2 separate regions of the Homo sapiens genome follow, and region 1 is linked to region 2. Evidence: read pairs that join two places in POLR2A ChIA-PET (ENCODE). Cell type or tissue: MCF 10A. All regions are shown on one strand.

Region 1 (5,000 bases), 360 kb after region 2:
CACACCAAACACTAGCTCAAGCACTGACGTTATTCTACAGGACTATGAACCTTCATATCCACATTTACAGTCCGGACAGATAAAGGAAAACAACCCAAATCCAGGAGGCAATATAAAAGGAAGAGAACAAAACACACATTCATACACTCACACTTAAAAATAGGGGAAAACCAACAGGGGAACTTTCGTTCTCTTCCTGGATGTCTACTTAAAAATCCCATGTGGTACGTGTGTCTGTGGAAACCTTTGTTATCTCAAAGATAGTGAGATACTAAAGGCCGAGGTTGCCATGGGACACACAGTATTTGCTTTTTATTCTATTGCACAATATCTAATTACAGAGATCCTGATAAAATTATGCATTCCTAAGCACAAATTATGGCCATTCTACAGGAGACTTAGTGTACATATTTTGTCAAATTTCATTAAAAAATAAATGAGGGATGACTCTGCAGAGTATTAGGGATAAGCAGTCTAATAAGACTCAGTCCTTTCCAAGATAGAATTCTCTTGAACTCGTAGTTTGGGCTGTAGGAGTATCCTAGGTGAGAGGCAGCTCAGTTAGTTTGTTCTCCCACAAAAGCTTAAGTTGAAACTCTAAAGCCCTTTCTGCCATTAGAGTGTTGCACAAGACACAGATTTAAAAATCAGTCTTGGCTAGGTGTGGTGGCTCACATAATCCCAGCACTTTGGGAGGCTGAAGAGGAAGGATTGCTTGTGTCCAGGAGCTCCAGACCAGCCTGGGCAACACAGTGAGACCTCCTCTCTCAAAAAACAAGCAAACGAGAAAACCAAAAAAAAAATTACAAAATTAGTCAGGCATGGTGGTGCATGCCTATAGTCCTAGCTACTTGGGAGGTTGAAGTGGGGAGATCATTTGAGCCCAGGAGTTTGAGCCTGCAGTGGGCTATGCTCGTGCTACCGCACTCCAGTGTAGGCAACAGAGTGAGACCCTACCTCAAAAAACAAAAACAAAAACAAAACTAAAAAAAAAAAAGTCAGTCTCTTTGTTTCTCCCCAAAGACAATAATTGATTTAATCCCATGGAAGGCTGAGCTGGTCTTTTGATAAGATAACATGTGACAGTTCCTCCTCATTCATCTCTACCTCCAGGTAACTACTAACCTGAAGCTTGTCCCTGTTTTTATACTTTTACTACATATATATCAACATGCATAATACTTTGTGTATAGCATATTTGAAAATTATCTTTTGACTCAATGTAAGTTTCAAACTGCATATATGTGTGCATGGTTCACTTAACAGCTATATAGTATGCTACTGCATCGACCCTCTTCCCAAATGATGAACATTTATGTTGCTTCTAAATTTCTGCTACTCCAGTGCTGCAAAAAATGCCTGGGTATATGGCCTCTTGTCAGTATCTAGAAGGATTTTTCTTGAAGTCTTCAAACTAGAGCATAGCTAAGTTTAAGGGAACTGATTTCCAGGTCCCTCCTATATGTATTATTTGCTAAAAGCAATCCAGGTATCTTGCAGTTCTTTTCCCTCTCTTTCCTTAAATGCCTTCTCCCACTTTACTAAGTAGCTCTGCCTGAAGTGTAAAAACCTCCATAGAGGCAAACAGGCAATACGAAGGACTGCTGTAAGCAGCTACTCCTTTCATCAAGGGCCACAGATCCCAGCTACAGCTCTGAGTTTCCTCCCTGTCTTACACATATTCCTATCAAGGGTGAAGCAGCATTCAACCCTTGTTGGGATGATCTGAATTCAGATGTATTGTAGACTAGGGTGGTGCAACTTTTGACAATCTTCATTCATGGTTTCACGTTTTCCACCCCCTACCCTCATTTTCAAAGAATGTAGTTTTTCTGAGAAAGTCTTGTGAGGACAAAGCAAATAGAGTGTCAGTAAGCAGTACTGAAGGTGGCAGTGCCTTCTGCCCCATATGCCAAATTCACAGACAGGCTTAAAGCTCCACACTCCATAAATCCACCTAAGGCCACTGGACTGGCTTCGCAACTACCCTAGAATTAGAACAGAAGTGATGTGGTTGTCCTTGGTTCATGTATTAATGCATATATTTAAACAGAAAAAAAATCATGTCAGACTTGTTCTGTTAGAAAATCAGTCTACCTGGTTGTTTTATTTGACAACGAAGATTGGTTTTACTCATTGGGTCATACGGTAGACTTTTCCATAATTCGAATGAACTAAATCTGTAACTCCAAGGTTTTGATAAGAATATACTTAAAGCATGTAAGACAAAACATTTTCTGCTGGGAGCAGTGGCTCACGCCTGTAATCCCAGCACTTTGGGAGGCTGAGGCGGGTGGGTCACGAGGTCAGGAGATCGAGACCAACCTGGCTAACACGGTGAAACCCCGTCTCTACTAAAAATAAAAAAAAAAAATTAGCCGGGCATGGTGGCGGGCATCTGTAGTCCCAGCTACTCAGGAATCTGAGACAGGAGAATGGCGTGAACCCGGGAGGCGGAGCTTGCAGTGAGCCGAGATCGCGCCACTGCACTCCAGCCTGGGCGACAGAGCGAGACTCCGTCTCAAAAAAAAAAAAAAAAAAAAAAAGGTTTCTAAATTAAAAAAAAAAAAAGAGTAACAGGTGTCATTTGTGTGTGGGTTATTTGTACATGTGTATAATTATCCAGGGCACATCTTGGCTTTCAGAATAAGTAATAAAGGACTTGTTGGGCAACTTCCCTGCATCTCTGCTGTGGAATATAAATCTGGAGAAAACTTGACTGGCTCAGGTAATGTGACAACATGTGTTTTTATAGATGAGTCCCCAACTGTACGAATAAAATAGAGTTAATTTAAATAGCTTTTTTAGTGTTCTACACTGAAAATCTAGCCACCTGAGAAAAATGGGCAAAGCCTCTCTGGCTATTGTTGTTTTCAGTACCAGTACAATTTCCAAATGCAACCCCAAATTGGATTGCTGTATGACTAATCTAACATTGTGTATTTAGGCTTTGCCGTGGGAGGTACCTGTCTGGGTGGGTGATGTTGCCCTGAGCCGGGCATGTCAGCAGCCTATGGTGGAAGGGGTCTCTTGTCAGGAATCCTAGTGCTGGCTCCACCAAGATTAGCTGAGTGACCTTTAGCAAGTCACTTCCTCTACCTGGGCCTCAGTTTCTCCACCTATGAGATGAGGGGTTGGAGCACACATTCTCCTAAGGCTCCCTGTTGTCGCCTTGACCCATCACTTCCTCTCCGCTTTGGTCTAGGAGTCCAACGTCCAGGACCCTGTCTGGGCGTTGGATTGCCACTGTACCCTCCAGCCGGGCCATATGAGTGTGGCTGCCAACCCTGGAAACTTCAAAAACTTCCTAGGGAAATTGCTAGGTACAACTGAGAAACACATGGGGAACCTTGTTCCAGCCCCCAAAGGGGCAGCACTGAACTCTGAGTTTGCCAGAAGGAAGAAGCCATACTCTCCGTATTCCTCTTTGAGGGCCTCCTTCTACACAACCCAGTCTCCAGGTAAGGGTGAAGAATCAAGCATGTATCAAGCCTTTCGGGGACCAATACATATTTATTTTGCTCCCTTACCAATATTCTTATGTTTTATTCTAGGCACCCCAAGAGAAAACAAAACAAAACAATTACGGTCATCGGCCACCTAACAACGTTTTGGTCAACAACGGAAACTATAGTTATAATACAGTATTTTTACTGTAACTTTTCTATGTTTATATACACAAATACTTAACCATTGTGTTATAACTGCCTATCGTATTCAGGACAGTAAAATGCTGTACATGAGTGTAGCCTAGGCACTATAGGATATACCTTACAGCCTAGGTGTGTAGTAGACTTTACCATCTAGGTTTGTGTAAGCACACTCTGTAATGTTCGCACAACGATGAACTCTCAGAACGTATCCCCGTCATCAAGCAATGCATGCTAATAAGAATACTTGTGGCAGATGATAAAAACAGCTCCTGTTTGCTTTACCCACATCACAGGTAACATTCAGAGAGTGTCTTAAGGCATTCCCCATTTATGGGAAGTGTTTGGAGGCCCGGTGGAGTCCCGAGGAGGGAAACAGGAATAAGATTCAGATGGACCTCACTGTGTAACAGTGGATAAATGCACAGGCCCCCGAATCTGACTGCCCTAGTTCAAATCTGGTCTCCACCACTTGTTGGCTGTGTGACTGCGCTGGGTAAGTGACTGGATCTCTCTGAGTCTCACTGTCTTCATCTGTAAATTGAAATAGCCCCAGAGGGTTCTTGTGAGGATTAAATGAGATAAGGACTGTAAACATTCTTGGCCCAGGGACTGTAAGAATGATAATATTATTAACATATTTTTATCATGCAACCTTCTAGTTCGGACATATTAGAAAGTGATTCCATTGACTTGTTTAGTAGGAAAATCTGGCAGATAAGAAGTCAAATCCATCAGCCGTGATAGCAGCCAATGTTGAGTTTTCTTTCTCCCTAGGAATTTTTTCCATTATAAAATGGGAAGCCAAGTCAAATTTGCTCAGTTAATTTTGGCCTGAGAGGTGCTCTTAGGACCCTCAACATTTGTCTATAAGGTCAGGCTTATCGGTTCACGCTTGTTAGCGTGGAAAAACTCCTTCCCTATCACAGTTTCTGCCACTTCCCTTATCCTGTCTTTCTTCTGGAACAAGTGGCCTTGCAAGACACTTCACTCCCTGTTTTGGCAAACACACTTGTTCTGTGAGAGCGAGTTCCGCCCATGTGTACAGCGGTGGGCTGCACACACCAGAGGGTTTATCAGACAGAAAGGCTTTTTTCTGTAGGTGCCAGGGCACTGAAAGCAGGGTCGCTGCTGGCTGTCCCCCTTCTAATTAAGAGTGTCCCACCATTTCTGAACTGTGACTCTTAGGGACACCAGGATAAACCTAAGGACTGTACTATATTTATCAGTCCTTGGGGCATGCTGAGAAATACTCCCAGATGAATGAGGAGCAACATGGTTTCTAAAACATGGGTGGAGTAGAGGCAGTGAGTTTTGTTTCGTACAGATTTATCTGAAATTCTATATCAT
Region 2 (5,000 bases):
GGAATAAAATTGTTTCCCCAAGATAACACCGTAAGTGGCAGAATCAGGATTTGAGCTCAGGTCTTCTGACCCTAACTCCCTGCTCTTCCCAATCCCATGGCTAAATCCCCTTCAAGTCAACACTACATGGCAGGGGTTCATGATGGAAAATGCCAGTGCGGCAATTCTAAAGCTGGAAATACGCTCCTTTCTGATCAACACATTACGTTATGTGGCCCATGTGTGCACGCGCGTGTGTTTGTGTATACACACTGTCGGCAGGGATTGTAGTGGTTAAGGGGACAGTTGGCAGGTATGGTGGTACAATTAGTACAGATAAACCCTCAATAGCCTATCTGCCTTCTGATTTTTAAATAAACAAAGGCTGAATACTATAATTAAGATCAGAGTGCCTCTGAAAGACCATATGGCAAAACGAAAATTAAATGAAAAAGTCACCGGCAGGGAATGGGAGAATATGTTATTCCTAAAGTGGAAGAAGTGATTTTTGAACAAATGCTTTTTAACTCCGATGCCTGGAGGAAAACAGCAACCTCCCTGCAGAAATGACGGCCACGACCAGGGCAGGCAGTCCTGGGAAGAAATGGAGCGCCCTGGCCCTGCAGAGGCCGGAAAGGGAATACCACGTCCATACTGCAGGGGGCGCCCCGCGGTGCTGCCAGCCTAGGCTGACCTTGCCCAACCTCTCAGGCTAGGGGGTTCCTCAGGGATAATGCAAACCTAGAAAAGCAGTCAGTGCAGTGGTCGGCCACACTGATGCCTGGAGGTCCCTAGAGTCCTACTCCTTTTCTTAATACTGAGAAAACAATGGCATCTCTATGCCCACAATGGCTTCAGTGTGCACCCCTCCCCCCCACAATGGCCCCATTCAATCCCCCACCATGAGCGATTGCCCCAAGTTTAACGGCCTGTGTTAGGAGAGCACCGGACACAAAAGGAGGTGTTTCCAGGTTCAGTGAACACTTTACACCCATTCATCAGGGAAGGGACAAAAGCGATTCCCCACTTCACCTCAGGCGGAGCAGAGGCTGGGGGCTCTGTCATCCTCACCAAAATGCAACCTTTGCCTGGTGGGGTGGGGGGGTCCACATTGTGTTTAAGGATCACTGTGCAAACATGGTTCCTGATTATTCTACCTCCAGCTAAAAACATTTGCATAAAAACGGGATTCTTTTGTCCCCTAAGAAGAGCCAAGAGGAAGCTTGGTGGGGAAGTATGGGGGCAAAGGGGGCTGGAGGCTCTCAAAGGAAGACCAAGAAGGTCAGCCGACAGACCCTAAATTATACTTTGGAATCTTTATTAGGAAAATAGCCCACCTCTTTCCTTACATTCAGTTTTTACTAGGGTTCACTGCTATTTTTATTAAGGAACCTAATGTTTACTTTGTGTAATTGCTTTAATTACTAAGTGCCCCTGCCAGCAACGCTTGACCAATATAGGCTGCTTTAAGAAACACCATTATTTCACAGGACCCAAAAGCATTATTTCCCTAATTGCAAGTGATGTACCTTGATTTTTTTGTTGTTTTTTTTTTTTTTTTTTTTTTTTAGACGGAGTCTCGCTCGGTCGCCCAGGCTGGAGTGCACTGGTGCGATCTCGGCTCACTGCAAGCTCGCTGTAAGCTCCGCCTCCCGGGTTCACGCCATTCTCCTGCCTCAGCCTCCCAAGTAGCTGGGACTACAGGTACTCGCCACCACGCCCGGCTAATTTTTTGTATTTTTAGTGGAGACAGGGTTTCACTGTGTTAGCCAGGATGGTCTCGATTTCCTGACCTCGTGATCCACCCGCCTCGGCCTCCCAGAGTGCTGAGATTATAGGCATGAGCCACCACGCCCGGCCGCAACTTGATGTCTTGACCACAAATGTGTACATCAAGGCTTGGGTATCAGTCAACAGCCCCTGACTGTACTGGTTGGTCAGTAAGGCTTAACTTCTTTTGTGGGAGGGGAAGGGGGTGAGGGGAGGGACTACAGAGTTTATACAAAGTGCTAAGATTTGAAATAGCCCAAGTCATACCTCCCTCCTCAGAGAGCCACCCACCCACCCAGTACCCAGCCGAGCTGGATTAGTCATACTAAACATAGTCCATTCCCAACCAACCCTTCAAGCTTTGGCAGGCCAAGCTCTGCTGACATTCCAGGCCCAGTTTAACATTACATAATGAGAGTTTCACTCCCATGATGGGCTGCAAGTCAAAACAAACTTGCTGAACTCAACCCAGGGCACCGGCTTGTTTCCTGGTTACAGGACATGGGAGTGCTAAGGGCAGAAGACAGCTCTTCGCAAAAATTATAAAACCAGTGAACTCTTGCATCCATTCTGATCATGGTCAACTCAGTCAGGGTGGTCCTGAGTTCGAGAACTGGTGATCCACAACCTATATACTTTTCAAGTTTTCTCACATAGTGTTGGTGCCAAACTTGTTTTCAAAGGATCATTTTCATACATTTCTATGTTTGAGCTTTTAATGAAAGCCCAGAAAGCAACACTTTATAAAAAGATTCCCAAATACCAGTCCTCTGGGAAAGACTAGTTATTCATTCATCATTCAAAATACACACATAAATGGTAAGATCTGATTGTCTATGTATCGCTAAAGCACATTCACTGCTTGAAAAGTTTTCAGTGTTTTTTATGTATCAATTCCAGCTCACTGCTTTCTCGTTAACCTTTAGCAGAGATGATTATATTAATCCATCCTCATCACCATCACGAGCCTCCTGATCATCATATCAACACCCGGGGCATCCGAGAAAAATCAGGATTTCAAGTGGAAAATAAGTGAATTCATACTGAACACACTGAATTTCACACACTAATCCAGAAAGACCTTGAAATTAATGGCACTTAACAGGAATGGTTCACAAAATTAAACTCTCCCTTGAATCGGAGGTGGCCGAGGGGAAAGAGGAAAACCAAGAGATCTGGATTCTAGTCTTGATTCTCCCACTGTCTGGCTACACACGATTGCTTGATCTTACAGCAGTCTTCTTTCTCTGAGCCTCTGCTTCCTCACTGTTCAAGAGAGGATTTGAAGAGTGGTCAGGTTAGAGTTATCAGTCTGCTCTCACAATTCCAAGATTCTGTAACAGATTCTACAAACCCACCCACCCCAACCACAGTGAACACATTACTCTGGTTGGGGTCTGTTTGCATTAATATTCTCAGTGCACTCAGGTCCATTTCCCTGACCTGAGTTATTTTACTTTTCTTGTGTCAGAAGCCCAGGTTCAAGGGAGTACCTCAGAGCCCATTTGCACCTTACCTGTTAGGTAACATTCCACTTACTGCTATCTTCTTACTATCTCCTTACCCACAGGACAGTCCCAATTAATCTCCCTAAAGAATCTATTTTTTTGTTTTGTTTTGTTTTAATCCTGGAGACAACAAACTCTTCTTAATAAATCAGGATACTAATTACAAACATCAATTGCCAGAGCCCCAAGGGCCGTTTGCTCTATTCTAAACAGCTCCAGCTTATGGTGCTTTTAAGATTCTCTTGCTCTCTCCTCTTTCTAAACTGTAAGACCCTGGAATGCTCAGAGACTGTCGTCTGCCTGGAACCTGGACGGGATGCTTCTGGCAGACAGGATCTTCGTGATTCGAAGAAAGGCAGAGCAAAGACTTGATGTTGAATGAGCAAGAATTGGAAGTGTGGTGGGAAACCCCACTAGACAGGTGAGGTGCGGGGCACCTCCCTGGTCACCAGGCAGAACTAAAGAGTGAAAAAGGAGAGAAATGGGCCTGGGAGCATCTAGACTGCAGTCAGAACAATAGCCACGGTAACTCCCAGAACTTCGAAAGTGGACCTGCCCACCAAATGTCCCTGTGTTATGGCTTTCCTGGGCAGCCTCATTACCAAGACAATTCACATGAAGATGGAAGGGATCCAACCATGCAGGGAGTTCCAAATCCCAGAAGCTCTCAAGGTGATTTCTTCCCAGAGAGGAGCAGGCCTCAGAGCAAACTGGGACTCCCTAAGAGGCCCAATGGGAGCCGACTTCGACTCAAGCCGTTACTCCTGGCTAGACGGTACACTTCCTAAAGGCAACAACTCAGTCCTCTCACTCACACCCTTGTCCCCAACACCAGAACCCTGCCTGGCACAGAAGTCCTCAATAACATTTTACTAAATGGACTCAAGCTGTCCCAAAAGCTGGAGTCCCTGTCATGTCACTCTGGAAGTTAATGAGACCTATTGTGCAGGCTTTCCCATAATTTGTGTCCAGAAGCAGTAAAGAGAGACCTACATGTCTGTCCCACAAAGTCAAGTTAATGGCCTTTGCAACAGTTATTGTCACAATCTTCCCTTCTTTTCTGCTTCCTGCCAACATTGCAGGGAGGGAGACTATCAGCCAGCAATCTGATATTTGAATAAGCGGGGGCTGAGTTAACTGTGCCCTCCTTCACCCCATGACTTCGAGGAACTGTTTAAGCCTCATGTACCAAGCTAATGGGATGGTACTGTCTTGTCTGCCTTAGACCCTAGCCTGGGACCCAAGACCCCAGACAGCCAGAAGAGTAGAATTGTGTTCCTTGAGTGTCACCTGATGTTACAGCAGTGGGTACAGATCTTCAGGCTTTGTAAACATCCAGGTGTAGAGCTCAGTAATGCTGAGATATTTGAGATCAAATTAAATAAGTGGCTTACCATATGTATTTTAGGCCATCTGCAAGACCATTAGGACACTGTGTCCTTTGTCCTAGAATTGTAGAGTATGGTATATGACACTATGGTACCACCAAAAAAATCACAGGCTGCATTGCCCTGAAAAGGATAAATAAGAGGCTGGGAGACGGCGTTAGGGGTAAAATCTCACTTCTAAGACTTTTCCCCCAGTGCTTCTCAATGCCCCTCCCTGGTGTCCAGATGACATCTATTAAATTCAGGCACTGCTCCACAAGGGATCTTGGCCTCTGGCTATGAGAAGAATAGCATCAAAAAATTGCTTGCCAACAACCCATAAATTTAAACAAGTCAGGATGGCAAGAGGAGGCTG

What was found. Peaks named below come from ENCODE experiments on the same cell type or tissue, not always from the same donor. Only the 100,000 strongest peaks of a DNase experiment are listed, where the experiment ranks them.
Region 1: POLR2A ChIA-PET joins it to region 2 with 7 read pairs; 2 of 35 experiments call an interaction of 5 or more read pairs at or near these places.

The regions. Positions count from the first base shown.
Region 1 is chr10:112,746,167-112,751,166 of GRCh38, reverse strand. The region is part of intron 7 of VTI1A (vesicle transport through interaction with t-SNAREs 1A); the gene reads right to left. Among named protein-coding and RNA genes, the nearest start is that of MIR4295, 110 kb to the right of the region's middle. In MCF 10A, no CTCF peak of the experiment used is centred here; no DNase peak of the experiment used is centred here.
Region 2 is chr10:113,104,301-113,109,300 of GRCh38, reverse strand. All of the region lies in intron 5 of TCF7L2 (transcription factor 7 like 2), which reads right to left. Among named protein-coding and RNA genes, the nearest start is that of SNORA87, 61 kb to the right of the region's middle. In MCF 10A, a CTCF peak has its summit at 664 (motif pointing right); a DNase peak (open chromatin) is centred at 2,140.